Linked DNA regions of Homo sapiens: region 1 is linked to region 2. Evidence: chromatin loops called from intact Hi-C (ENCODE). Cell type or tissue: endothelial cell of umbilical vein. All regions are shown on one strand. Links, peaks and the distances in the headings refer to the core of each region. The heading gives the core; the rest is flanking DNA. Region 1 has its middle 31 kb from the start of ARMCX2. Region 2 holds the start of ARMCX6 (armadillo repeat containing X-linked 6).

Region 1 (15,398 bases), core at 2,964-10,963, 75 kb before region 2:
GCTGGGATTGCAGGCACCCGCCACCACGCCCGACTAATTTTTGTATTTTTAGTAGAGATAGGGTTTCGACACCTTGGCCAGGCTGGTCTCAAACTCTTGACCTCAGGTGATCTGCCGACCTTGGCCTCCCAATGTGCTGGGATTACAGACGTGAGTCACCGTGCCCATCCTGTTGTTTATCTTCTCTTGCTGTTTTTAGGATATTTTCTTTATTCTTGACCTTTGGGAATTTGATTATTAAATGCCATGAAGTAGTCTTCTTTGAGCTAAATCTGCTTTGTGCTCTATAACCTACTTATACTTGGATATTGATATCTTTCTCTAGGTTTGGGAAATTCTTTGTTATTAGCCTTTTGAATAAACTTTCTACTCCTCTTTCTGTATTTCTTCTTTAAGGCCACCAACTCTTAGATTTGCCCTTTTGAGGCTATTTTCCAGATCCTGTAGGCATGCTTCATTGTTTTTATTCTTTTTTCTTTCATCTCCTCTGTTTATTTTCAAATAGCTTATCTTCAAGCTCACTAATTCTTTGTTTTACTTGATCAATTCTTCTATTAAAATATTCGGATGCATTCTTCAGGATGCATATTACGTCATTCTTGCATTGCTATAACGAAATACCTGAGTCTGGGGAATTTATAAGGAAAAGAGGTTTAATTGGCTCATGGTTCTCCAGGCTTTACAGGAAGCATGGTACTGGCATATGCTTCTGGGGAGGCCTCAGGAAGCAAGCTTACAATCATGGCAGAAGGTAAAGTGGGAGCAAGCACTTCACATGGTGAAAGCAGGGGTGAGAGAGAGAGAGAGTGGGCTAGGAGGTGCCACACACTTTTAAACCAACAGACCTTGTGTGAACTCAGAGGGAGAGCTCACTTATCACCAAGGGGATGGCCCAAGCCATTCATGAGGGATTCATCCCCATGATCCAAACACCTCCCACCAGATCCCACCTCCAATATAGGGGATTACAATTCAGCATGAGATTTGGGTAGTGACAAATATCCAAACTATATCAGTATGTCAGTTGCAGTTTTCAACCCTAGAATTCCTGCTTAATGCTTTTTAATGATTTCAATCTGTTTGTTAAGTTGATCTGATAGAATTCTGAATTCCTTCTGTGTTATCTTGAATTTTATTGCGTTTCCTCAAAACAGCTATTTTGAATTCTCTGTCTGAAAGGTCACATATCTCTGTTTCTCCAGGATTGGTCCGTGGTGCCTTATTTAGTTCATTTGGTACAGTCCTGTTTTCCTGAATGGCCTTGATGTTTGTAGATGTTTATGTTTGAGCATTGAAGAGTTAGGTATTTATTGTAGTCTTTGCAGTCTGGGCTTGTTTGTACCCATCCTTCTTGATAAGGTTTTCTAGAAATTTGAAATGACTTGGGTGTTGTGATCTAAGCCACAACTGCATTAGGGGGCACCCCAATCCTAGGAACACTGTGGTTCATGCAGACTCATAGAGGTACCGCCTTGATGGTTTTGGATAAGATCCAGAAGAATTCTCTCAATGTCTCAATGTCCAGGCAGAGACTCTTTTTCTTTTCCCTTACTTTCTCCCAAACAAATGGAGTCTCTCTTTCTCTCTATTCTGAGCTGCCTGGAGCTGGGGGTGAAGTGACATGAGCACCTTTGTGGCCACCATCACTGGGACTGTGCTGGGTAAGACCTAAATCCAGCACAGCACTGGGTCTTGCCCAAAGCCCACTGTAACCATTACCTGGCTACTGCCTATGTTCACTCAAGGCCCTGAGACTGTATAATCAGCAGGTGGTGGAGCCAGCCAGGATTGTGTCCTTCCCTTCAGGGTGTCAATTTATCCCAGGCCCTGGGCAGATCCAGAGGTACCATCCAAGAATAGGAACTGAAGTCAAAAACCTTAGAGATCTACCTGGTGTTCTATTGTACTGCAGCTGAGCTAGCACTCAAACCATGAGACATAGTTCTTCTCCCTCTTCCCTCCCCTTTCCACATGCAGAGGAGCCTCACTTCATGGCCACCTCCACCATAGGCCCATGGTGGGTACTGCCAGGCTACTGTCAATGTTCCCTTAAGGCCCAAGGGCTCTTCAAGTCAACTTGTGGTGAATGCTACCTGGCCTGGGGCGCACCCTTCAGGAAAGTGGGCTCCCCTTTGGCCCAGGGCAGGTCCAGAAATGGTGTCAAAGAGCCAAGGCCTGGAATTGGGGACCCCAAGCACCTGCTTGGTGCTCCACACCCTGTGGCCGAGCGTGTACCTAAGGTGCAAGGGAAACTCTCCTTTACTTTTTCCTCCACTTTTCTCAAGAAGAAGCTGTCTTTCCCCATAGCCACCACAGCTGGTAATGTGCTGAGTCTCACTTGAAGCCAGGAAGTCTCAGAGGCTCACCCAAGGCCCATAGCATACTACCAGGGTATTGCCGCTGGTTATTCAGAGCCCAGTGGCTCTTCAAACAGCAAGTGATAGGTCCTGCCAGGACAGGGTCCTTCCCTTCAAGGAAGCAGGTTCCTTTCTGGCCCATGGTGTTTCTAAAAATGTCATCTGGGAGCTAGGGCCTCAGGACTCTGCCTGGTACCCTATCCTGCTGCGGCTGAGATGATATCCAAGATGCAAAACAAAGTCCTCTTTACTCTTTCCTCTCCTCTCCTAAAGTGGAATGAAGGGGTCTTTTTTGGAGTCGTGAGCTGTGCAGCCTGGGGTTGAGGGAGGGGTCACACAAGCACTCCCTTAGTTGCCCTGGCTGATGTCTCAGTGGGTCACGTGTACCCCAAGTCTTCTGGCTCTGAGCCCAGTTCAGCACTATGACTTGCCTAGGAATAGCAGTCCTTGTGGCATAGACTGCCTTTCAACTTCATTTAGGGCCCCAGAACACTTTAGCCTGCAGTGACAGGGCTTGCCAGAACTGAAGTTCCAACTACTGGGAAGGGCAATTCCCTTCTGGCTAGGGCTGGTTTAAATGCTCCCTCATAGGTGGGCATCGGCTGAGTTTAGCCTGGTTTTGCTTTCTGCTGTGACAATGCAGCACTGAGTTCAACACAATGTGTCACAGTTCCTGTGCTCTCCCTCTCCCAAGTGCACAGATTCTCTCTCTGTGCCACACAGCTGCTGCCATGGGATGAAGGAAGTGTGGTGTCCATAATCTAAAACTATCTTTCCTACCCTTTTCTGTGCTTCTTTCAACAATGTAAAGTAAAAACCAGGTATTGTGAGTGCTCACATGATTTGGTTATTATGAAAGGGCTTTTTTGTGTAGACAGTTTTTAAATTGGTATCCTTGCAGAAAAGATGATTGGTGGAGCCTTCTGTTTGGCCATCTTGTTCCACCCTATCTGTCTAGTTATATCTTCAGGGATGAGCTACCTCAACCTCTCCCATTCTTTCTTTCCCCATCCCTTCATACTGTTATAATTGCTGACTGTATGTTGATTTGTGACAGAAGAATAATGTAGATAGAAACAGGTGTCATGGAATCCTCTAAGAGCAAAATCACACAGTAGGAAACTGGAAAACTAGGGCCCTGAGTCACAAATGACATTGGAGCCAATAGCAATCTGCAGCGTCTTTTACTGTCTGTATGTCTGTAGATAAAGAACAATCTGGACATCTCTGCATAGTTTCAGCAAGTGTTTGAAACACAGTCACCCTGTACATAAGAAAATAGGGCCATGATCCCAGCTGGCAGCCAGTCCCACTAGGGCTCTAAATTAGGACTGAACCCAGGGTAGCAAACTAGGGAGGAAAGGGATAAGGACAGAGATTCAAGAAAAAGAGAATACAGTCAGCCCTCCATATCCACCAGTTCTGTGTCTATGGATTCAACCAACTGAAGATTGAAAATATTCAGAAGAAAACAATAAAAAATAACAATACAACAATAAAAATAATACAAATTAAAAACCAATACAGTATAACAACTATTTACATAGCATTTGCATTGTATTAGGCATTACAAATAGTCTAGAGATAATATAAACTATATAGGAGGATGTGCCTAGGTTATATGCAAATGCCACACCATTTTACTTTTTTACTAAATTTTTTTATTTGTATATGTTAATGGAATATGAATGTAGTTTTGTTACATAGCTATATTGCATAATGGTGAGGTCTTGGTTTTTAGTGTACCCATCAGCAGAATAACATACATTGTATCCATTAAGTAATTTCTCATCATCTACCTCCCTCAACTTTCCATCTTTCTGAGTTTCCATTGTCTATTATCACATTCTAGGTCCGTGTGTACACATTATTTAGTTCCCACTTATAAGTGAGAACATTCGGTATTTGTCTTTTTGTACACCATTTTATATTGGAGACCCGAGCATCCATGGATTTTGGTATCCACAGGGGCGGGAATGGAGGAATAGGGTGAGGGTGCCCTGGAATTAATTCTCCACAGATACTGAGGGACAATTGTACAAATGCATTGGGTTTTGTCTGGGTGCCATGTCCTCTGCTAGTCCTATCCCATGAGGACACTGAAAATCTTCACAAACTTCAAGAGGATTCCTGGTTCTTAGTCCCGGATAGCAGAGTCCAGCCATATCCTTAACAGCTTCCTCTCCATCCAGGAGCACTGGGTTTGCTTCTCCATCTTCAGCTCCCCTACCCTTCCCTCCTGCTTCAAAGAAAGCCTCACTGATATGCTCCTGGACTTGCTTTTGCTTTTCTTTTTACCTACAACTTTGAACTTGAGTATTTAGATCTATTCTGGTTCCCATTTTCTTAGAGAATAGCCTCAATTACTCAACCCAGTGACAAAGCAAGTTTAGTATACCAAGGCAGTTTAGGATACCAAGGCAGTTTAGTAGGTGCAACTAAGTATAAAGAAGAAGAAATTAATTCCACATTACTTAGTTATAACCTACACACTTTTTTATATAGTAGAAAAAACTCTGTATAAACAGTCTCAGTTTCTCTTTAACTGGAAACTTCCAGGACGTATGGCTAAGAAGAGTGTAGACCAGCTGTTACGCCTTCAGCCATCTATAACTTGATCAGTGTGTACGTGTGTCGGGGGGTGGAACAATATAAGAAGGGAAGTCACAAGAGGAGTAATAGTAAGGTGATAAACATTTAAAGACCACTAACCAGAATCAGGAACTAGAGTATTTAGATCACTGTTCTGGGCTGATCCTTTCAGTTTCTGGTCTGGGCTTGGAGACAGCCACTTCACTTTCAGGGACTGTTGTCAGTGAGTTATTAAGGAGGTGCAGATCTAAGGAGTCCCAACACCAGCCATGCTCTTACCAGTTCATTCATCCACAGGCATCAAGAAAGGCTTCTGTTCCATCAGAGACCTACTGCAGATCATATTGGGGCCTTAGCTGAGATTTGAACTACAATTTAGGAGAGTGGAAGGTGAAGTCAGAGCTTCCAAAAGGAAGGAAATAACTTTTATTGAGCTTCAAGTGGATGTCAGTTCATCACATCAGGATACATTATTGTTTCTTAACCCTCAAGAAAATGATTGCTTTTCACATATTTGGACAACAGAGACTTAGTGAGCTCCTTAGGAAATGCAGTAATAAAGCAAAACCTCCTTGCTCTTTTACCTGGTTTTTAGTCACAGGAAAGCTATTGATTTTTATATATTAATCCTATAGCTGGCCACTTACTGAACTCGTTTGCTGTGTCTAGTGCTTTCTTTCTCACATTTAATTGCATCTGGCTAGTACTTCCAGAACTACTTTAAAATATAGTGGCAATAGCATTATTACGTTGTTCCTGATTTTGCTGAAAATGCTTCTATAGTATGTCCCCATAAATTATTCTAGCTTTGGACTTGAGATATATTTATCAATTTTATAAAGGCTTTTAAAAAGCCAGGCTTCAGTGATAAACATTGGCACATTCCTTTTCTGCATTTATAAAGATGATCATACGGTTTTCCTCCTTTAACTATTTTTTTATTAATTATAGCAATATATTTCTTAATATCACATGTTTATATTACTGAAATAAACCAAACAAGAAGTATTATTTTTAATGTAACATTGGATACTTTTTGCTAATATTTTTATTTGAGATGTTTGCATTGTTATTTCTAAAAAGGCCAAGTGTCCAGTTTTGGAAGATTTACTGGGAAACCATATTTATAACTTCTTCTTTAGTTATTGCTAGCTTTATAAAAAGGAATCTGGAAGCTTTATAAATTTGTGGTCTTGAATAGTTTAAATAACAGGAATTATCTGTTTCTTACAGAACTGTTAAGAGTTTTAATCTGCGAAGTGGCATGATAAAAAGCTATTCTGGCGGCAGGGGCATGCAGAGGAAAGAGACTGGAGACAGGAAAACAATCTGAAAGTTATTGTGGGACATGCATGAAATGAATAAGGCCTGATGTAAGGACGAAGCTGTGTGAATGCTGAGATTAGAGGAGTGGTTATGGAAGTGAATAACACTTCAATAAAAGAAGGAAGAAAATCTGTTAGCTGATAGGATTGCCAGATAAACTACAGAGTTCCAAATATTGCATGAGACGTACACTAAAAAATTATTTGTTTTTTACTTGAAATTCAAATTTAACTGGTGTTCTGTATCTTTATTTGCTAAATCTGGTACCATATATGAGTGACAGAGAAGGAAGATTGTATGATCCTATGCATATTTTGATAGGTCAATGTCCTTTTTCTTGGGCAATTCCAGTGATTGAGTAACTGAAAAAATTACCATTTTGAATAATGAGAAATAAGCAGTGATGGAAAGAATGACCTTTAGTGTTCATGCATGATTTGTTTTATGAGGTTAGAAGTTTACGTCTGTTTTCTTTTAGAACAGGGACAATGGTAAGGCCTTTTATGACATCATTGTGTTTATTTAAAAAAAAAAGTTCCTTCCTTTATTCCTGTCTTTATCTACTGAGGCAATGAAAGAATGGAAGTAAGTAAAACATACTAACATAATTTAAAGAAGTTGAGGTAATTTTTTGAGTGGTTTTGGTTACACAGAGGAAGGATTTCTTCATGGAAGGGATATTTAATACTAAAATGTTTAAGTCACTTGTCCTCCTAACTTTGTGGCTCTTTGAAGAATGATAGAAATGTGAATGAATGATACACTCTATATTCTTTTTTAAAAAATATAATATGGAATGCTTCACAAATTTGTATGTCATTCCTGCACAGGGTCCTGCTAATATTCTCTGCATCATTACAATTTTAGTATGTGTGCTGCCAAAGTGAACACCACTCTATATTCTTGACTGGAGTCATAACATATTTTTTCAAAGATTAAAGATATGTTCTGAACCACAGCTTATTTTTATAATGCTGATTAACTTTTAAAATAATTTATTTTATATTGAAAGGGAAAAATTATGAAATACTCTATATAGTACAACTGTAAATTTCTGAAATAAGGATGCGTGTTTGTAAAAGAAATATTTTATACTTATTAGTAGCAGCATTTCATTGGTGAACTTCTAATTGATCTTTTATTTACTTGTAACTTCTTTGTTACTCCTATCCAAGATAGAAATGTAGAGACTGCAATAGGTTTTTGATATTCAGTCTAAGTGTGTTAAATATTTAGTCCAGCTGGGCATGGTGGCTCACTCCTGTAATCCCAACACTTTGGGAGGCTAAGCGGGCAGATTGCCTGAGCCCAGGAGTTCAAGACCAGCCTGGGCAACATGGCAAAACCCTGTCTCTACAAACAATAAAAAAATTAGCCAAGCATGATGGTGGCATTCCTGTAGGCCCAGCTACCTGGGAGGCTGAGGTGGGAAGACGGCTTCAGCCCGGGAGGTCGCGGCTGCAGTGAGCCATGATGGCGCCACTACACTCCAGCCTGGGCAACAGAGTGAGACCTCTCTCTCTCTCTCCTCTCTCTCTCTCTCTCTCTCCGTGTATATATACATATGTATGTATAATATTTATGTATATATACATATATATAATATTTATGTATATATACATATATATAATATTTATGTATATATATATAAAATATTTAGTCCTTTCAGAATTTCATACCTAACTGAGTCACTGAAATCACTGAGCTCAAATAATTTCCACATACTTTTCATTAACCTTTCAAGTTTCATCCAGAGAAGACTAAAAGAAGTGTTATCCATTTAATCTGGAAATCAATTAAATTTCCAAACCATTTAGAAAATAAAGTCCTACACAACAAATAGATGTCTAGAGACCCTAACTTGTCAAGAAAAGAGAGAGAGCAACAGAGACCAGAGATGACACTACTCTTCATTAAAACACATGAATTTTGCACTAAGGGACACAAACTGCCCTCCTAGATTACCTCTAGTGTCGTATGATCATTTCCAATTTGTTCTGGCCACTAATGGTCAGCAGAGCATTCTGAATGGAATCCCCTACCTCCTTCCTAGAAGCTTCCTAACTCTCCTCTTTACCACAAGAGTCAGTACCAAGGACCAAGGATTTCATAAAGTAAACGAAGTCTTTGGAATCATCCAAGATGCAGCAGCTACCTGCTGTATGTGCTGAATCCACCCCTTAATAGCAAACCAAAACTAGATGCTCTCAGACTATTGGGTACATGAGAAGGAAGGGTACAGATCCACAATCTGGGTAGAAACTGCTTCTTTTCCAGCAGTTATTCTTCTGTCTAGGGGGCTCCTTCAACAGCCCAGAGCCCAGAGAGTTCCCCTTGGTAAAGTTCTGAAAAGTCTCAAGAAGGAAGGAAGAAATACCCAGTATGCTAGCATTGTATTAGAGAAGTGAAGGATGATGAAGAAAACTATTATTCATTCTCAAGCACTCTTCCTTGAACCCTGGAACGAGAAAGCCATTTCCTGTCCTGTTAGAGGTTGGAGTGTCATTTAATTTTGAAATGGAAATGATTATTGCAATGGAAATAATAGACTCAACCAGCAAAGAATATTCTAGTTAGCCCAACTGAAATGTTACTTATTCACAGTTTTGCCCTTGCATTTTAAGGAACAGATTTATTAATCCTGTTTTATCAGAACTATATTGACAGTGAAAATGTGACATGTGACCCTGGAGCCAAGAGACTGACTTTCTTCTTTAGCAACATGAGAACTTAAAATGCAACCAAGTGCTGACCTTCAAAATAATTCCCTCTAAAAGAAGCCATGCACTTCTGTTGTCATTGCTTTAAAAACACCGGGAATTGCTTTCAGAACTGGTTCCGAAGTTGTACAAGCAAAATAAAACAACAACCAAAACAAATTAGTATCCTGCCTATATAGATCTATCTCACAGAACAACTATAAAAATTTTTTATCTGAATCTTCCATTTAAAGAGAATGTTACAATAATACTCACATTAAACAGATAAAAGGGAAAGTACTTTGGAGAAAGCTGTGCTGGTTGATGTCCAGACTCCTACCAACCTGCTTTCCCCTCAAGCTCTACGAAGGTCCATTAGAAATTTTCTTGGAAGCCAATCTGAAAGGCACCGCTTTGTGTGACTATTGCTGTTGATTTTAAAATGTTACTTAAGAGAGAGAAGGTTCTACCAAAATGCAATGTTCACAAACTTGTGTGTACAAGCTTTTCTCATACTCAGGTGTGCAAAAGTATCATTTCTTTCTTTTAGGAATCTACTTTAATGAGCAAGAAATGTAACTTTTGAACTAATTCAACCTAATTTCTATTTTGAGCCTATCACTCCCCTGGGGCAGCAAAAATCTAGTTCCCATAAAGTTTGGGTTTTTCCTTTCAGCAGGTTTGTGTTTAAAGTCCAGTGCAAAAAGGGGAGGGGAGCAAAGATATTGGGTGGTGGTGGACATGTAGTCCTAGAGTAATAAGTCACACAGGTGTAGGTCATTGGCCCTTGGAGATGGCTGCTGAAAGTCCCTCATTCCTGTCTGGTGGCCCCTTCAACTCCAAAACCTCTCTCAACTATTTCCTCTGTAGGTTTAGGCACAGGACCTAATCCACCTTGACACAACCTGCATTCACTTCCTCTCTGGACTCTTGGCTGTCATCATTTCCTCTCCTTCTCTCCTCTCACCACTGAGGTTGGGGAGAGTTTTTCTCTAATCAGGGGGAAATCGTTCTCTTTGTTATTCTTGTTTGCTTCAGAGGCTTCTAGAATAATGGGCTCAGGTTTTTATAAAAACACAAAGACCAGGAAACCTTGCTACAAACCTTCACTGAAGCACAGATATCTGTTTGAATAACAGGAAGGCAGAAGAGTGATATACCGAGAAAAGCAACAAGAACAACAAGTTAATATCTCAAAAATACTATTTCACATACAGCTAAGGTAGAAGAAAGGATGCAAAATTATGTATGTGTCATTAACATCAGTGAGGGGGCATCTAATTCAGTAGCACAGCCCTTGGATCAGGCCTGGCAAATAATCACTGTGACATCATAAAAGGAAAGGGTTTTTCATTTGTGAAACCTCAAGAGCCCTGTTCTTACATACACCACAGTGCAAGGAGATTACTAGGACAAGTAAAGAGGTTGCAGAGTAGGATGGAGAGCCTAGTTGAGCCTGGCGCTCATTAATGTGGAAATAAAGCCTCTGAGCACCCTGTCACCAGGATTTCTCCAGTGGCCGCAAGAGCAGGCACAGCAGCAGCAGGGGCTGGGAGCTCCTTGAAGCAGCAGAGAAAATTGATCCAGGGCTGCAGAGTGACAAATGGATGTGAATTAAAATGACAAGTCCAGGAAATTGAAGGGGCTATTGAGAGGGACATTATCCACAAGTCCAGACTGAGTCAAGATTAAAGCAAGATAGGAAGTACCTGATAGTCTGGGAGAATAGGCCGGCTTGTTAGTTTAATGAGAGAATATATTGGGGAAAGGTGTTTAGATATAAAGAGATAAGTTGAAGTATTTTTCCTTATAGAGTAACTGTGGCATCTAGGGCCTTTGGGTAATATAAATTAAGAGAGAGACTGTTGGCAAGTAAATTCTTTTTACTGTTAGCATAACATCCTTCCCTGCTACAGGAGTGAGGTCAACTCCCAATCCCGGCTGCCTCAGAAAGGGGTTATCATAAATACCCTATTAAACCTATCCTTGTCAGTTCCACTGCCAAGAATTCTGTCCCCACTATAGCCACACAAATGATCGAGTGAGGTGAGAATGGGAAGAGTGAACAGAATATTATCAGGAAACACTAAATAATTTAGTTATTGCTACAACCTTTACCCTTTATCCTTGGTGTGTAGGAATTAGGGTCTCTGATCCTTTCTTTTTTAGGGAATAGCTATCTTACATTTTATCTTCTGTATAACCCTGACAATGTAGAGACTCTGGTCGCTTGGCCGTATATAAGTTACTGGATATTTTCTATGTAGTCACTATAATAGCTAATATTTATATGGGACTAACTGTATGGCAGGGTCTGTTCTAAGTGTTTTCCACACATTAACATATGTAATCCTCACACCAACCCCCTGAGGTACATTCTGCCATAATCTCACCATCACTGATGAAAAAGCTGATACACTTTGAGGTTAGCTAACTTATCTAACATTGCATAGGCAGTAAATGGTAGTTGTGGGATTTGAAAAATAAGGAGGCAGACAGATGGGCAGGCAAACAGACACTCAGGCGAGAAGTATGGCTCCAGAATCCACACGCTGAACCACTTCACCCTTGCTACCTATGTACTTGACTATCAGAAGGGATATAACTAACTCCAAAGCCCGAGGCATGTTTATATAACAGAAATATCCAACTCCTTTAACTGGGAAGTAAAGAAACAAAGGAATGTCTTAAGCAGATGATTGGCCAATCAAAACTATCCAGCTTTAAATGCCAGCCAATAAGACAGGGAGCAAAGTTAGAAAAGCTTTCCCCCTCAGAGTTCACTGCCAAAACCATTTTAATAGCAGTCTCCCACACAATAATATTCCACCCCAAATTATAACTCAAAAGTGCTAAAAACATATTCTTTAACCAAGATGTTAGAGATTTAGCCAGAAATAGTTTTATGTGGCTAGGTTAGTGTGAAATGGTTTGGCTAAGCCAGATGCTGTTAAGTAGATATCTGTAGAGCTGGGCAGAGCCATTTGCATGGGAAGAGGGTAGGTGCTACAAGGCAGGGCATGTAGTAAGTGCTTAGTAGCCAGTGCTTTATGCAAACACAAGTAGCCTTGGTTTTTTAAAGGAAGGCTTGGCTTCCCTTAAAAATCGTTTAGAACTCTTACAGAAAGAGACGAGGAAGAAGAGTAAGAAAAAGAAAATGTGGGCAAGTTCAGCACCAAGTTGGAACCTGAGAAGGACTTAAAAAAATAAGAGAAAGGGCAGAAAAAGAGGGGAAAGTCACTTTTTATATTATATACTTCTGCATTGTTGAATTTTTACCACACAGATTACTTTTGTAATCGGAAACAGTAACAGAGGAAAAAAATGTTTTTTTAAAGGGAGACTTTTAAAAAAGCAATAGAGAAAGATTGCCAGTATAAATTGAGTTTCTCTTGAAGTTTTTTCCAACTATAATACCAATGCCAAACCAAACACTATGTTTTACATTCTGAATACAGCTTGGTAAGGGCAGGAGGAAGATTTAACATTCCCAGTTTGGTTCCCTGCACCACTCCTTCTTTCCTGCCCCCTCTCTGCCTCCTATTTCCAAGTTTCAGATTGATTGCCTTTTCTGCAGTGCCTGTTTCTCAGTGTGAGCTAGCTTGGGAGAGGGAATTCAAGCAGCCACAGGATATGGAGCTAAGTGAATACATGAGCTCCTATAACATTCCAGAGAGACTACCAGCTTTGTCTGCCCCTGTGGATCCTATCACAGGGCATGCCATTGTGTATACAAGTTCCCCAAGAGTTCTGAGAGGAAAGTGCTAGACTGACAGCCCCACTAACTAAAACACCTTAAGTTTTGGAGAGGATGTAAAACTTCAATGAAACACCCATTTTAAGAATAGGAAAAAATGGAAGACGGGTTCTCAGTGACAGAAACTTAAGCAAAAATCATTAAAAATAAAACTGGGCTAAATCACACTAATTTGTCCAAATGAGTTTCATAAGTAAATTATGTTGAACAACCTTTAAAGAAGAATTAATACCAATTCTAGAAAATAGAAAAGGAGGGAACACTTTCATTTTATAAAGCTAGTAGTACCCTGGTACCAAAGCCAGTACAAAGACAGTACCAAAAAAAAATAAAACCTACAGATCAACAACCCCCATAAATATAAGCACAAAAATACTTCAAAAATTGTAGCAAATAGAATTAAGCAATATATAAAAAGAATTATATACCCTGATTAAGTTTGGTTATGTTCCATGAATGCAAGGCTGTTTCAACATTTAAAAACCAACCAATGTAATCCATCCAGCATATAAATAGTCCAAAAAAAATATTATCATATCAACCGACAAAGATAAAGAATTTTATCAAATCCAACACCCATTCATGATTAAAAACTCTCATCAAGCTAGGAATATAGATGGAATGTCCTCAACTTGATAAAAGAGCATCTGCAAAAGATCTACAACTAACATTGTACGCAAAGGTGAAAGACTAAATTTTTTCCCCCGGGATCAGGAGCAAGGCAAGGATTTTTGCTCCCACTACTCATATTCAACATAGTGCTGGAACTTTTAGCCATTGCAATGAAGCAAAAAGAGGAAATAAAAGGTATTTAGATCAGAAAGGAAGAAATAAAATTGTCACTACTTACAGATGACTTTATTGCCTACATAAAAAATTCCAAAGAAATTACATTGTGTTCTCTTTCACCCTCACACAAATTTTCCAAGTATATTTCAAGGAATAACATGTGAAAAAAAAGCAAAAACATTGTTTGCTAACATGTAAAGAATTTACAAAAGTGTATCATTGTGCTACTTACAAAATGTGAAAAGGGTTGTTTCTCTTGACTCTGGCATCAGGCTACAGCCTCAAAGGAGTTCATGCTAGGATAAGAAGAAATTGAGGTAATAAGAAGCCATCCTGTCTCACCAAATTGTACACTGAGAATTATAGAAGACTGTGACGCTCTCTGTTCATCAGGGAACATCCTAGGGATTGAGAGCATGTATCTGGAGGGGACGTATAGTCTGAGTTTCAGTTCCGGCCTTGCCACTTATAATAAGCTCATGCTGCAGACAAACCCCTTCAGCCTCCATTACCTCTTTGGTAAAATGAGCATAATAGGGGTACCTACCCCATAAGCTTGTGGTGATAATTAATTTACACATGTAACGTACTTACAATTCCTGTCACATTATAAAGAGTATGTACAGTAAAGGTTATTTACCAAAACTATACAAAATGAGAAGTTTTAGGTAGACAATGACAAAAATATGCAGAGGCAGAGGCAAGGAAATCTGCTGTATCTTTATGTTGTCTGCTTTTATGCCTGATGGTGTGGAGATCATTGGTTCTGTGAATGAAACCAGAGCCAGCTATTAAATGCCAAGAGGCAATAATGAAGTACATGTCCTTTTCCCTTTTAGTCCATTATTTGTTCTCTTCTTCTGAAAGTTGCAGATGTCCACTAAGTTTGAAAATCTTTCATCTCCTGAGGTTAAGTTGTCCAACGTTGTTTCCAAATTTGGAAGACCATGCGTGACACTAATGTGATGAGGAGCAGAAGAGAGAAGATTAGCTGCAACATTAAACGGTAATAGAGAATCACATCTGACCAACCAACCATTGTGATGGATAGGTTTTTCACGCAAAGAAGGCCCTCTCTTCACTCTACCAACAGCAGGGTCTTCATCATTTTTAAGCGTTGTAAGAGGAGGCTTCCCACAGCCACAAATTCTCCGGGTTGTCGTCTCCTCTTTCACTCAGTCTAAGTTCACAGTGATGGATGATTTGAGCCTGAGGTTGAAAGGGAATCTGAACAGAGAAGCTCCATGTCTGTTGACCTGGCAACAGAGTTACTTCATTATTACCCACATCTCCGTGTTCTCTTTAAAGTCTATATTATTACCCTAGCATTTGGAACTGTCTTTCAGACTCTTGGCTTCCAGTTCAGCCTTGGGTGGAGGAGCTCCTGCTAGTTTTCCTAGGATCCTTATTCACTGGCTGATTTATTTGGTATTTCCTATTCCATACTGAAAAATTACTTGTGATGAGTTTTTGCCAGCACATCAGGAGAGAAGACAAATGCTGAAGCATTCATCAAAAGTGTCAAACCACTGCTTTGCTGCATGAAATTATTGCCCAGGCTTCACCATGACCACGAATCATTATACTTGCTTTAGGTAGGTTATGCTGGACATGGGGTTCAGCTTCCTTTACAGCTCTCAATAACAGACCTCATCCAAGGGCTCTCCTTCTGTCCTCCTTTCTGAATCACTCCTGAGGAGCTGCAGTGACTTCTCAGAAGCCTTTTGCCTGGCCCTCAATAAATACAGCTTTTCTCACTTTGCCAAGCGGGGTTACATTAATTCTTTTAAAAGAATCTACTCCACCAACCACATTACTCTACAACTAAATATCTCCCTGTCTATCACTGCTGGATCTGATCAGAACCTGTGAGTTCCC
Region 2 (15,398 bases), core at 160-8,159:
CTTGTGGTCTACTTATGGGGAGAGAATGCAGAGATCCCTAGGTTTGAGCATTCAGATCTGTTTATATATAAGTCTCTATGAATGGGAGTCTTTCCTTGAGGCATCCAGAGGCAATTCTTCTCAGCATACAAACAAAATCAGGATTTGGTCATGCAATACTGAGGAAGAGACCCTGAACTGTAGACGCAACCTTGGGGGAATCCTGTGGGAGAAGCCAGATGGCCTTGGCTCAAAGGACAACCTTGTGCATCACCATTTCATAACCATACCTTTCTAATGTTTAGTTAATGGTGGAAATTACAACTAAGATACTCTGTGGCATATTATGCCCCCAGCACTACCGTTATAGATAAACAAAAGGTTAATTTCCAAAGTGATAAAAGGGCTCCTGCAAATCAACAACAACATCTGAAACAGTTTAAATTTCTCCCTGGGAAAAGAAAGGAAGTGCATTTTACATTTTACTGACCCTATTGTTTTCCTCAGCAAAAGGGTGGGTATTGTGCTCAAAACAGAACAACCAAAAGCTGCCTTACTAAAATTTCAATCTTCATTAGAGAGATAAAAACCTGAAAACCGGTGGACTTATGACATCCTGAAAAGACGTCTATCAATTCCTTCTACCTAAACCCCTCGGAGATGAGCCTTGTCTTCAACATTTCCTCCTTAAGTTAACCAGGCTTGTTCTCTGTTGCTTGCAACCAAACAACCTTAAGTAAGACACAATACCAAAATTACACAATACAAAAAGTAATATAACTTTTCAAGATAACAACCTTCTATAATTTATTTTTTTCACCCTCCACAATTCCATTAGTGTCACCATTTGCTGGTCGTTTTTTGTTTCTGGGTGCTTTGTAAGTTACATATCACATGTGAACTGATTTAAGCCAAAAGTTTTGTTTTGGCAGTGGTTTCACAGTAGTTTTTTGCGGACTCAGAAACTTTTAACAGTAGTGTCTGAGGACTTCTTTAAGCATTTTCCTTTCTCACTTTTGAAAGGTATGTGAGCCTTATAACATGTCCTTAATTAAATATTTCTTGGTAGATGTATAATGGAGAGCAAAGTAGTTTTTTTTTTAATGCTAGTCTCCAGGTAGGAATTGATAGAATCGTGGATCAGAAGAACAAAGAGGTAAGAGAATTGAAAGGGTTTTTATAACCATGGGGTTTTAGGAAGTTTTAGACAGGGAGTGGATTCAAACCAGGAAAGGTCTGGCATACTGGGAGAATGGTAGTGAGAAGTTATACATCGGACTAACTGGAGAATATACCAAAAGGGTGGAGATATTTTATACTACTGAGGAGAGGTAGGAGTAAAGTTTTTGTCCTTGAAGCCTGGCTAAGTGTTGTGAAAGTGAGTTCTTATTGTAAAGCCATGTCTGTGACACCAAGTCATCTGTCTTTATTAAGCTTTACATACTCCTTAGTTTTTTCTAATGTATATATTCAAAACAAACAAAAGCCACTTATACAACTACCTAGCAGCCAAACACTGAATGATGGACTGTTGAATCTGAGAGTTCTGTTAGTAAGCCTTCATAAGTATAATTCACTTGTCTAGGGGAAGTTAATAAAGGGTCATGAAAAAAAAATGAGGTAAAGATTTAGAGAGATAAGATGTGATATTGGTGAGTTTGGACTATAAAAGGGGAAGACCAGAAAGTTGTGACATATTGACTTCTGAATATTCACCAGCAAGGCACTAGGACTCCCTGGCTTGCCTCCTGAAAGGGCCTCCTCCACACAGGAGCCCCTCACTGGGGAGCCCCTCCCTCTGGGGTGTCATATTTCAATGTTCTAAGAGGTTGCCTGGAGTGTCTATATTTAGAGTATGACTCCTCAGCAGGGACAGGTGGATGCATGAGGACTAACTTCTGCATACTTGGTCCCTGAGTTTTGGGATTATTCTGAGGGGCTTGTACTGGTGGCTCAATGAAGTTGTAATAGAAGGCAGGAAATGAAAAGTCCTCTTTTTTTCTGGCAACTGCTTGAGATCCTGTGCATTGCCCTTCCACTTGTGAGGGGAAAAAATGACACAGACATCAGGGGTGTTGCACTGATTCCCAGTCACCCACAGACCCTCACCACCATCTCCACTGGAAAATGCTGAACACTCACCACTGCTAGGGTAGCATAAAATACATGAATGGCAGACAACAGAGAGATCGCCAACAGTGTCATGATGGAAAGAAAATTACCTCTATCAAGTCTCATTTTCATCAATAGGATAACAGGAAATTCTCTAATTTCTGGAAGATTTATAGGTTGCACCACAAACTTCAGAATAGATTGTAAATAAAGCCCTGTGAATGAAAGGCAGGCTAATCTGTGGAGTCACTAATCTGTAAAGTTCATCTGAAGATGTAAGATTCATCTGAAGTTGGGGTCTGCATAAAATCTGTCCTTTGAAGCCAGAGTGAAAGTCACCCAGCAATCTTCTATGAAGATCTCAGTCATCTGACACCTAATACTATGAGTTCAGCCAGGAGAAAGAAAGGGACAATAGTTCACTTACTTAAAATGGTCAAAATTAGAACACTGACCTTCTCGGTATAGATTCATTTATCCATCAATTTATAAATCATGTTGAAAGCACAACTGGTTTTGTTTCTAAGGGTGTGTTTTTACATTTTAATATGTTGTTTGAAAGCTGCTATTTCCTGTGCAGTCCGAAGAAAATATGTTCAACTTGATACAAACTAACTTCATCAAATCAATGAGGCCTCCTATTAACTGGGAAATCTTGCTTATGTTATATATATATATATCTGTAAAAAAAAAAAAAGATTTGAATTATTTCTTCTCCAAGTGGGAAAAGCTTTATTGTTTTTTTCCGATTACAAAATAGTGTAGTTCAAGTCAATAAAAAAGAAAGGACAAAATATAACTTAAATGTTATCAAAATACTAATTAAAATCTCACCACTGCCTGGACTTCCGTTTCTGCCCCCTCACCCAATGTTGGTGTAGAGACTGAACACGGAAAAGTGTAGAAATTTAAGAAAGGGGCTGCAGAAGTTTCAGAGCCAAGGAAAGGATGAGACAATTCCCCAAGAAGTGTAAATGAAGGGTAGACTCAGGAAAAGATGCTGCCCCTTCCTAAAGATGCTGCCCCTTCCTGGAATTAGAGAAACATAAATTCAAACACCAGAAAGACAGGGCCACTTCTGGTTTCTGGTATTGTTACAGAGGAAAAAAGTGACAGGGCCCACTGTGGGGGTTGAGGGGGAGATACAAGGCAGGCTGGCGCCTGCCGCACTGCTTGTGGGAGTGGAAATTGGGGGCCAGAGCGCACTGGTGACGTGGCCGTCACGTGACCAAGAGCCGCCTAGAGCACAAGTCCTGCTAGTCGCCTCCGTCTGGGTACCAGCCCCCTATTACTCTGCAGGCGTGTGAAGAAAGAAGGAAACTAGCTCGGACCGTGCAGGTCGGTGCGAGGGTGGGCGCTGCTTGAGAGGAGGTATGGGTGGAAGAGGGCCAAGAACGCCACAGATCCGAGTTCAGGCCGATCACAGCTGGGTCCCTTTCTCGCCTACTTTCTAAATACTGCTACCCACCCCCACCCCACCCCGTGCTCATTTTAGTAGAGAGAAGTGGCGGGTTTCGGGTGGGGGTGAGGGGAGTGAATGGCGTTTCCAGAGACTCCGAGAAAAGAAAGGTTCTAGTGTCCCGGGTGCTGGTCCGTCCACCAAGCACTCCGTCCCCTCGGTCCCTTGTCTGTTTGCAGGTTTGTAGGTCTGTTGGCCTGTAGGTTTCGGCACAAGTTTCAGCGAGAGAAGGAGAAAACTGCCTTGGTTGGAACCTTGCAGGTCAGTGTGAAGGTGGGATTAGCCCAGGACCATGGGTGGGGGTGGCGGAGGAGGGGGGCTGGGATATGAGAGGGCCAGGTCCGAGTCGCCCTCTCCTGGCCCCTTCTTTCTCCACACCCACTCCCATTTCAGTGCAGGGAAAGGGGTGTGGCGGCCTTTGCTGGGGAAATGGCGGACGACAAGTGGGGCGGAGGAGGCCTGCGTCCGGAAAGTCAGTAGAGTATGAGAAATATTTTAAACTCAAGTGTCTAAAATTCACAAAAACAGAAATTGGGACCTGTGTCCTCAGTTCATCCACTACACTTTCATTTCTCCATTGCCGCCTACCTGTCTTTGCATTTGTCCTTCTGCCAGACTCTATCCTCTATCACCGTGGAGGGACCACTGACAACAGAAGACAAGGGAAAACGAAGGAATTTATCTGACTTTGGTAGAGGTTAATGAGAGAAACTGCCCTTAATCTTTGGGGGTGGAGGTCTGGTGTAGGAGACTACCTGAGAGGTACTCACACTGTCACCCTCCTAGCTATCATAGCAGAGACCCATCTCCTGCCCTTCCCTGTGGACCCAGGAAGAGAAATGGGGGCTCCTGAGGTCGATAGAGGAAGACAGAAAAGAAAAGAACAAAGAAATTGTATCCTGTTAATCTGCCTTTATCACCAACTCGAAATCCACCCTGTCTGTGAGGCACAAAGCCAAACATAGTCCCGAGCCCTAATACTCTGTTTCACCCACAGATTCATCACAAGAGAGCTACAAGAGCCTGGAAGAAGCTGAAGACTGCTACCCTCCATCCTTACTCACCCTGGACCTGAGAGACCTCTTCAATCAGGTGGAGCAAGGCCCTCTCCTGTCCTGCCCCAAGGCTGGCACAGACTTGAGCATGGGCCGGGCTCGGGAAGTGGGTTGGATGGCGGCAGGACTGATGATTGGGGCTGGTGCCTGCTACTGCGTTTACAAACTGACCATAGGAAGAGATGACAGTGAGAAGCTGGAGGAGGAGGGGGAAGAGGAGTGGGACGATGACCAGGAGCTGGATGAGGAGGAGCCTGATATTTGGTTTGATTTTGAAACTATGGCTCGGCCCTGGACTGAGGATGGGGATTGGACTGAACCTGGGGCCCCAGGTGGCACTGAGGACAGGCCCTCAGGGGGAGGCAAGGCCAACCGAGCACACCCAATAAAACAGCGGCCATTCCCCTATGAACATAAAAATACTTGGAGTGCTCAAAATTGTAAAAATGGCAGTTGTGTTCTGGACCTCTCCAAGTGTCTTTTCATTCAGGGAAAACTGTTGTTTGCCGAGCCCAAGGATGCGGGCTTTCCATTTAGCCAGGATATCAATAGCCATTTGGCCAGCCTCTCAATGGCTAGAAACACGAGCCCCACTCCAGACCCCACTGTTAGAGAGGCTTTGTGTGCCCCGGATAACTTAAATGCGAGTATTGAAAGTCAGGGCCAGATTAAGATGTACATCAATGAAGTGTGTCGGGAGACTGTGTCACGTTGCTGCAACTCATTTCTGCAGCAGGCCGGATTAAATTTGTTAATAAGCATGACAGTTATTAATAACATGCTTGCCAAGTCCGCTTCAGACTTGAAGTTTCCTTTGATATCAGAGGGAAGTGGATGTGCTAAGGTTCAGGTTTTGAAACCGCTGATGGGTTTGTCTGAAAAGCCAGTCTTGGCGGGGGAGTTAGTCGGTGCCCAGATGCTCTTCTCATTCATGTCCCTCTTTATCAGAAATGGAAACAGAGAGATTCTCCTGGAAACCCCTGCCCCATAAACGGCCCTCTCGAACACAATGGGACGGAATCCACCCACAACGCGCTTGGTTTGCAGATGTCAAAGAATCTGCAGAGGGTGCTACTGAAGATCCAGCCTTAGCCAATCACCACCTCATTGGGTGAAAGTTCCAGGGCTCAATCCAGGACCACACTCTTATTGGCCAGGCAGGGGCTCCCACAGAGCTTTGAGTAACTTCTTGGTTGTGCAGTCTGCAGGCAATGTTGGCATTGTAAATTCCTCCCTTGCAGCCTCCTTCATGTGGTGAGGGGATCACTTCAGCTGCCTGCTGTGGACAAAGAACATCAAATTACAGCATCACGAGTGCTATTGTTGCCTGTGGTGGTCTCCCTGTCCAAGCGGGACCGCTTTGCAGAGACCAGAGGCATATCGCGGCTTGAGCTGAAAATGCATTTGTTGCAGCTTAGGTTGAATTATTTTTCGTTTGCTCTTTCTTCTACACGCGCCTGATGGATAGTGAACCTATTCATCAAAAAAGTGCACTGCTCTTCTGTCTATTGTACCGACTTAACCTCTTCCACCCAAGTCCGCATCTGTGTGTATCATCAATAAAGTTGTGTGCTTTGATTGGCAGAAAAGAGTCATGGTCCTTGTCCTTGAGTTTACAGTCTGCACGGAGAGAAGGACAAAAAAAAAAGCACGGTAAACGCCAGCTGACTGGAACGTCTGCTCCGTGACAAATGCAGGCTTATCGGTGCTCACAGGAGGCAGGGATAGAGAGGGGCTGCAGTGCTCAGAATAAACTTCAAGAAGGGGCTGGAGGCGGGGGTGGGGGAAGGGGAGGGGCACAGCGGGGGAGTTCGTGGAATTAGGATGGAATGTTGAGAGGACTGAAAGAGACAACACCCGTGGAGCAGGCAGCACCGTGCCCCGGCACAGAGAAATCCCTTCTTAATGTCTTTTCCTTGACTGCCAGCCTGGAGAGAAAGGTCAGTAACCCTGGCCTTTTCGATTGTCGGCGCATCCCGACGTGGGGATGGGGACCGGGGTGGAACGGGTGGGGGCGCTCTACCACGCATCGGGGCGCATTTATTGCACAATGATGGCGATAAAGGTTGCCGCTTGCCCAGCACCTACCCTGTGTAGTTCTATCCCTCCTGCGAAGCCAGGGGGAAATCTGCTTCCAGCCCTCCTTCTCTCTTCCTTGGGATCCCCAGCGCTACTTCCTGGCAGAGTGAGAGGGTTGGCCGCTGCTCCCTTTGGAGCAACCTCCTTTCTTCCATATCCCCACTACCTGTGGTGGGACCCAGGAAGGGGACAGTGGAGCCCTCCATCAACTACCTGCGGGGGTGATAGGGCAGATGCTGAGGGCACTTGGCACGACCGTGGCCACTCCATCCATCCGGAGACACCTCCACACTCTCCATCTGAGGTGCCTGCACCTTGCCAGGAAAGGAAGAGCCCGTGGGCGCAGAAGCACTCCATGGGTCAGGGCAGCTCGTTCTGCCCCGCCCCCACCTCCAACATTACCAGATCCCGCCCAGCAGGTTTAGCCCCTGAATCAGCAAAGCCAGGTTCCCTGCATGTTTGTGATGTGTCAAGAAGTGGTCCCCTTCCCTAAAGCCATGGCAAACCCAGTAAACACATCTGCTTCCCCTTGGGCAAGGCTGCTGCCGTGCCCGGTGCCCTCTCGGTCTCCCAGGGCTGCTGCTGTGGGTCACTGTGTCCTGGGCAGCTGCGATCTCTGTGGTGCTGGGCATTCTGCTTGTTCTGTTCCACACAGAACAAAGCTTTCTTTTCTTGTCTTATTCTCCCTTCCCCCCGCAGCTTGCCTTCCAGGTGGGTTACAACTTTCCTGCTTGTACCATCTGCCCCACAGTCCATGCTGGCCAGACGGCCTGAGTGCCTGCCGGGTCCCCTGACCAACTCTGGGAAACCCTCCCACCTGGAATGGGGACCAGACCTCTTCCCAGGCCCTGGTGCCTGGGATGGCCAACAAGTGACTTGCAGTTGTTGTGACACCACATCCCCTGTCAAGGCTCACACTGCTGGGGCTTCCTTGGCTGGCTCTGGGAGCCCTGTCCCGGTTCCTAAGGGTTCCTAAGAGCTGTCAGAAGGACCACCCTTTCTCCCAAGCCAGCCGCAGTTTGGCTGGGCAATCTGATTTCAAAGGGGATTTCCCTGCAGACAGCTCCGCATGCACTTTTCCCAGTGGAGCCTGCTTCGCCAATGCTGTCTTTAGTGACACCTCATTGCTCAGTCTCTTTGAGCACAAAGGCATCCTCCTAGCCTGTGGTCCCGAATTAGCATGCACCTCCCTACTTCCCTGCACGCTACCAAGTTTCCCTTTACGTGCGCTTGTCCACCATCGCTGAGGCACTTGACACCGTGAGGCCGCAGCTGAGTCCTAACTCAGGGAGCGCCCCAGAGGCTTTCTGCCCATCTCCTGAGCAAACTCTGTCACAGAAAAGCCCATCAGCGTCCAAGTGTCTCCACGGCGTTGTCTTGGCCCAAGTCAAAACCCTCCTGTCCATTTGCTGGCACTGCCCTCCCGAAAGCACTCACGCACAGCCCTTCTGTCCTGCCCCTCATCCCCTGACTGGTTGCAGTGCCTGGGTACGAGCCCAGTTCCCGTGGATTCTGCCTCCCTGGGATGCGCGGGGGGAGTCGGGAGCATGCCTGCCTCCCAGGGCCTGATCAAGACACTGAGAGGTTCTCAGCACTGGCAAGAGCGCCGGTGCCCCCATTCCATATGTAACGCAAACATAAAAACAGCCCTGAGCCATCAATCACAATGCATACCTGCCTGCTGCAACCAAAAGACAGCCTTTCTGGGCTTCCCCGTGGCAAACATTGGAAAAGGTCATCAATCCTGAGCTTGCCACATTCTGTGAGAAGTGCTCTGCCTTGATGGTGCCGCCCCAGCCTGAGCCCGTCTCTTGTGTCAATCTGGAACTGCCGCCACAGGCTGTCTTCCACCTCCAGAAAGGGCCCTCAGTTTTGCTTCTCATCTATCTTATGAGCACGTTTCCATTTGGTGCCTGTAGGCACTGACTGACTTCCAGACCAACTTCAGGTGCCCTCCCCAGCCTGCTGCCTCTCCTAGGGATTTTGTGGTTTGCCACCCCCACCCCGCCCCCCTCCAGGTGAGTGCACACAAGGTTGCAGACAACCAGCTTCCCGGCAGGCACGTCCTGTCTCAGACACGGGACCCTCACCGGGGTGCTATGTGTCACTCTCAAAGCAGTATCCACCACGATCCCCTTACTTTTAAGTGCCACCCTGGACCAGCATAGCCCTCACCCAGTCCGTCCCTCTGACGATGCACCACTGGGCTAAGAGTTGGGCAGCTGTGGCAAGGGGTTGCTCTTGCCTCTCTTCTGAGGGACACTGGCTGCTCTATGATGCAGATGGGCACTGCACCAGAGTCCAGCAGAGTGCTGCAGAGGGCCGGCCCTTGCCCCGTCTGTTACAGACGCCAGATGTGTCTTCTCACTGGCTGCCACTTCCCTACTCTCTCTGCTCATGGCCTCCTTTCCATCCTGGAGGTCCATTTTCCCTTATTGCCTCTTGTTTTGGTGTGAGGTTTAGGACAGCCTTTCCCACTTTCCCATGAACACAGTCTCCTTGGCAGTTTTCTCGTTCTTTCACACCTTTCTATTCAGAGTTTTGTCTCATCGATCTGCCTGGAATTTACTTTTGTGCAAGGTGAGAGACAGTGATGTGACTTCACTTCTTTTCCCGCATGATTAGCCGATGAGCCCAGCACCACTGGTTGAGCACTCCGTTCTAGTGCTGTCTGTGGCACTTTCTGGGATCCTCATGCGCCCAGCTGCACACCCGCTCTGTGGTTTCCAGGCATTAAAGTTTCTCCTGAGGCACATCCCTTTCCCTCAGGAACCTCTTACTGACTTGGAGTCCCTCAGCTCACTAAGTGGCCTAAGGCAGGTGGGGTGTGTGTGTGTGTGTGTGTGTGTGTGTGTGTGTGTGTGTTGGTGGAGAGAGCTGTGTTGGTGCTTGTGAGCAAGCCTCTGCTCCAGGTACGTTCTCAGGACGTATTGCGGCCCACAGGAAGCTTAGGAACTCTCATCCCGCCGACCTTTGCATCATGGCAAACTGGGCACTGGTCTCTCTCCTCTCCCAAATTACTATATCTGTACAGAAAAGTTGCAGAACAGTGTACTGTGTGTATAATTGTAAATATTATATATCCTATAACACTATATACTGTTTTATGTGATTATACATTTCCTAAACATAGTGTCGAGTATCTCTGGAATGATGCACAATGAATAGGTCGCTTTGGTTTTTTTGTTTGGCTCGTAGCATGTATTATATATTAGATTTGCAAGTGAAAAGATCAATAACTCACTTAATTGTCTTTTTCTGTCCTTTGTGCCTCTTGAATTTTGTACTTATGTATCCATGTCCTATTGGAAAATAAATTTACTAAAAGGCAATTATTGCAGGTTTCTGTAAAAGCTGTTGATGTAGCATTGTCATTCTATAGTCAGACTCTTTCGGTGAAATCTCATTAATTTTATTATATTGTCTCTTTTTTTCTTTCTGACTTCTTAAGTAGATAAACGTACTGTACAAATTATGACAGTTTTAGCTCTTCCTATTCAATAGTTTTTAGTTCATTTCTTTTACTTATCTCATTGCACTGTCAGGGACCTCCAGAAAAACAGTATTGATGATACGGCACATATTGGTCTCATTTCTGATTTTAATGGTTGATGTTTCAGTGTAAGGCTGGTGTTTACTGGAGGTTTCTGAATAAATAATATGTGGCATGTTTATGTAATAGAATTTACAGGCATTAAAAATGAGTGAACAGCCGGGCGTGGTGGCTCACGCCTGTAATCCCGGCACTTTGGGAGGCCGAGGTGGGTGGATCACCTGAGGTCGGGAGATTGAGACCAGCCAAATCAACATGGAGAAACCCCCATCTCTACTAAAAATACAGAATTAGCCGGGTGTGGTGGCACATTCCTGTAGTCTCAGCTACTCCGGAGGCTGAGGCAGAAGAATCGCTTGAACCCAGGAAGCGGAGGTTGCAGTGAGCCAAGATCCCGCCATTGGACTGCAACCTGGGCAACAAGAGCAAAACTCCATCTCAAAAAAATAAATAAATAAAAAGAAAGAGTGAACTAGATCTCTATGTATCAAGCTAGGCAGTTTTCAGAAACCTAATGTTGAATGAAATAATCAATTTGCAGAAAGACATAGTATAATGCCATTTATATAATTTTAAACATATGAAACTATATGTTATATTGATACATATATTTATAGCAAAATTTAAAATGGACACTGAAAGACGCACATCAATTTTGCAATATCAGTTGCCTCTGGGAACGGCTGGAGGAGAATGTGACTCCAACAATATATGCAATTTAATTTTATCTATTAAGAAAAAGATTATAAACAAACATAAAGAAAGCATTAGCATTGCTAATTATGGATGATGTATACATAGATCCTCATTGTTTTTTCTCTGTATATCTTTTTTTAAATTAAAACTAAAGATGTATTGTGTACCCAATACAATTAATTTAAAAAATTCCTTCACCTAGACATATTCTCAAGAAATTTTAGGATAATAAGGACTGAAAGGAGACCCTAAAACTTCCCAGGATAAGGGGAATGCCACCTACAAATCAAACTGGCATCAGACTTCCTAGTCATAATACTTGATGATAAATGTCGATGTATAAATGCCTTGAAATCCTTAGAGAATATGCTTTTCTCTAGTATTCTATTCCTAAACATACTATCAGGCAAATATATAGTGACAATAAAGATGTCTTCAGGACTGAAATTACTCATAAAATTTACCTCCTGTAGAATTTTCCTTAGAAAATTGATCTCCTGTAGAATTTTCCTTAGAAAATTGTTTGAACATGTACTCCCACAAAATGAGGTAGTAATCAATTGAAAAGTAAATATGGAATCCAGGAAATAGTGATCCCAACTTGGAAAAGTAATAAAGGTTACTTTTAAGGTGATGGTCAAATAATAGGTCCTGATTAACTAGACCAAAGTGGAGCAATATGATAGAAGATTTAGGGTAGTAGATGAACTCATGAATAAAAGGAGACTTGGTAAAATGAATTGAGAGGTTAGAAAAACTAGAGGGTGCAATAAAAGCAAATAAGGGAAGAAAAACAATTAGAAGATCATCTAAGAAAATATTACAGTAATGACCCTCAATAAACCATGCCTCCCTGTATCCATGCCATTGTATAGTCCCCTCCCGCATTGACTCTGGGCCTGGCCACGTGATTTGCTTTGGCCAGTTTAAATGTTAGGAAACATGACAAAAGAGGAGGCCTGGACAGAGCATTTTCAGTGAGACTTGCACTCTTTCTGCTCTGAAACCACCATGTGTGGAGCTGCCCAGGCTAACCTGTGGAGGGTGAGACCACATAGAACAGAGATGAACTGTTTCAACTGAGGAATCCTAGAAAGAATTGTCAGATAAAATATAGGAATCCCAGTTAAATGTGAATTTCAGCTGAATATCAAATAAATTTTAGTGTATGTGTTTTCCAAATATTATATGAGACATACTTATACTTTAAAAATATTAATTGTTCATCTTGAATTCAAATTAATCTGGGCATACTGTATTTTAATTTGCTGGATATAGCAATCCTAGCTACAGGAAAACCAGTCCTCAGCTAATCTGCCAGCTGACTTTAGCCACATGAAAAACCTCAGGCAAGACTAGCAGAAGAACTAACCAGATAAGCCCAATACGAACTACCAATCCACAAAATAACCAGCAAATAAGATGGCTATTTAAAGTCACTGAGTTTTGGAGTGTTTTTTTTTAATTTAACAATAGACAACAGATGAACAAAACAAAACAAAAATATGTACTTGCTCCAAAAGTGCAGCAAATTAAGATACAGAATGAATTCAGCATTTTGATGGAATATAAGGAAAAAGAATCTATTAAGTCTTGAATGTAAGAACAGTCCCCCTTACGTGACTCAAGAGCCTTGAGCTGGAATATTTCTAAACAACTATAGTGGGCTTGATTAAATCATAACCTAATCCCAGATGTCTCTTGAATCTGACCTGGGCACATAAGATGGGGCAGGATTGAACTAGCTCCCAACTTACTAAGAGTGATTCAGGTAAATATTCCCAGGGTAAGATGAATTCATAACGTGATATAGTTTATTTCTACCTTGCACCTAGCTGTACTACACCAGAAGGTATTACATAAGTAGACGACGGTTACGTGGCTCCCAGAGAAGTCTGAAGTGACCAAATGGATATGAAGGCAACCCTTCTACATCCCAAGAAAGGCTTAGGTTGAACTTGTGAAAGCATCTGAGATATGTGAACACTAATCATGTGATATTATCCTCAAAAGGGTACCTCCATGCGATCATAAAATCAAAGGGAGCTTGCCTCTTTAATGGAGAGAATGCAGTTGAACTTCCTGCTTTATATAACCATCTGCATGCAGCTAAGTTCCAGTTTACTTTTATATTCTGTTCTGTAACAGCCAGGTCTTTCTCCCATTAAAGCTTTCTGCTTTCAACTCTAGACATTGAAAACCATGAAGTGTGTTTAGTTTATTATGACTACATAAATGCTGCCCATTGCTGAGCCAAGTAGTGTCCTAGCGCTTGAACCCATCTTGCATAGTTTTAGAAAATGATTCACATATCACCTGTGGGGATGAGATTTTAAGTAGACATGTGATTCAGTGTAGCTGACAGAATGTGGGATATAGAAGATGATAAAAGGCAGAAGAAAGAATAGTGGAATGGATATCCTCATTTTACAAAGTGCAAAGTAAAGAAATACTAGTGGAAGTTTATGAAATAAAATAAAGTTATGTGTATATTAGTTAAAGTTAAGTTTAGCTACTTTATGTGTTTTATTTTTATTGCCTGCTTCTTTCACAGGAAAACATGCTTAATAAAGGCTACCTCTGCCCTGCTCACTACCAAATTTCAATGGCACACAATGGTGCTCAAGAAATATCTGTGGACTGCATGATTAAATTAAAATAATAATAATGCTATAAAAATGGGAATAAGAGAGGGGGAGAAAGTATGATAATATAAATGAGCTAAAGTGTCTTATTTTCATATCAAAAATTCATTAGGAATACAAGTGTATTTTAGAAGTCTTGACGATAACCACAAGAACAGGATTTCCCAGGCACTATTAACATTTTAAGCCAGGGACTGTCCTGTGCATTGTAGGATCCTTGGTCTCTACTTACAAGATGCCAGTAGCACTCTTTCCCCCAGTTGTGACAACCAAAATGTCTTTGAACAGTGACAAATGTCCCCTACGGAGCAATATCACTCCTAGTTGAGAACCACTGCATCATAAGGAGTTAAAAATCAGAAAAGTTGAGAAAAGTTTGGCATTCTAGAAAGTGATACTGAGTCTAGGCAAGTTCAAAAGGGAAAACCGTTTTTATTATAAATTCTGTACTATAGAGTTTTTGTCAAGTGTATGTATTGTTTTGATACATATTAATATTTATTAAAAAACATTACTGAGGTAGAATCAATGGGGCTTTGTGACAAGCTGGCAATATAGAGTGAAAAAGACGGAAGAGTCAATAATGATTAGGGTTCTGGCATGTGCAACTGGGTGGATGATGGTTGTTTTCACGGAGACAGGGAATACAGGCGGGGAAATAGTTTTGTTGTAGGAGCAGGGAATAATGGCTCCAATTTCAAATATGTTGAGCATGAAATATCTGTGAGATATGTAAGCTGTAGGCATCAAATAAATTAATCTTGAACTTCAGATATATAGATGTGTGAGTCATTAATATATAGATGATAATTGAAACGATGGCAGTGGATGAGATTCCTGGAAAAAGAAGAGACTTGAGAACAGGACCCCAAGGAACAGCAGTATACTGAGTGTGTAATATTTTAGTCTGTTTTATGCATCTTAATTTTTAAATTAATTAGGACTATACTGTAAATATGGTTTAAGATTTTTTAAAAACAAATTGTATCTTTGCAAAAATAACGCACATTTATTGAAGCCATTTCAAAAACATGTAGATAAGCACAAACTACTCTCCAGAACCAGAACTGCAGCTTCAGGCCTCGATGATCAAATAGAGTAGGCATTGAGCACTAATTATGTGCCAGGCAGATGGAGATTCGATAGTAAACAAAACAGACACCATTCTTGTGTTAATACAGCTTATTATCTAGTAGAAAATATAGTCAAAGAAAATAGGAATTTACAATGGAGTGTGATGAATGGTATAAAAATTAATAATGGAAATCCACTTCACCTACAGATGCAGTGGGATGTGATTAAAGCATCTTCAATGTCCTCCATTTTCCTCTTATTTCGCATGAGCTTAGTTGCAAGAACAGGAAGAAACTGTTTTGAGTTCCTTTGCTCCCTGTACCGTGTAGTAAGAACGTTCAAGAAGGATGACAGAGAACATGAAGTTGTTTGCCATTGTGGGTCTTACTAGAGGCTCTGTCCAAACCAAGCTTCTCAATATTCTGGGTTCTGACTCCTTCACAGAGAGTGTCTCCTCAGATTTGTAAATTGGTTTTATACTTTATAATCTGTTCAGTTAATTTTCCAGAAACTCCCTAGCTGCACTCTTGAGTCACTCACTCAGTAACACCAAATCCCAAAAAGAGAGAGACTGTATATTTCTCAAAAATAAGAAGCATGCACAAGTTGACAGCACCTCAATGGACCCTATGGGTTATAAGAAGCAGAAAGAGATTGAGATGAAGAAATCACAGAGACAGGTCATGTTTGCACGAAGCAATCTGTTCCCTTGGTAACATTGTAGTTGACCCTGCCCCTGACTAGCA

What was found. A loop is a pair of places that touch in the nucleus more often than their neighbours do. Peaks named below come from ENCODE experiments on the same cell type or tissue, not always from the same donor. Only the 100,000 strongest peaks of a DNase experiment are listed, where the experiment ranks them.
Region 1: a loop joins it to region 2, with 4 times the contacts of the local background. A loop is called at or near these places in 2 of 110 quality-filtered maps.

What each region holds. Positions count from the first base shown.
Region 1 is chrX:101,683,348-101,698,745 of GRCh38, reverse strand. It overlaps the pseudogene LOC100420247 and the pseudogene RNU6-587P. Among named protein-coding and RNA genes, the nearest start is that of ARMCX2, 31 kb to the right of the region's middle. In endothelial cell of umbilical vein, for the core only: no CTCF peak of the experiment used is centred there; DNase peaks (open chromatin) are centred at 6,385 and 6,525; H3K27ac peaks cover 700 bases.
Region 2 is chrX:101,605,916-101,621,313 of GRCh38, reverse strand. ARMCX6 (armadillo repeat containing X-linked 6) reads left to right here and starts at 3,314. Exons shown (of 3, transcript NM_019007.4): 1 at 3,314-3,429; 2 at 3,730-3,811; 3 at 4,548-6,189. The coding sequence starts at 4,694. The coding sequence ends at 5,596. RefSeq lists an enhancer at 7,143-7,705. In endothelial cell of umbilical vein, for the core only: a CTCF peak has its summit at 3,947 (motif pointing left); DNase peaks (open chromatin) are centred at 3,313 and 3,903; H3K4me3 peaks cover 1,608 bases; H3K27ac peaks cover 1,073 bases.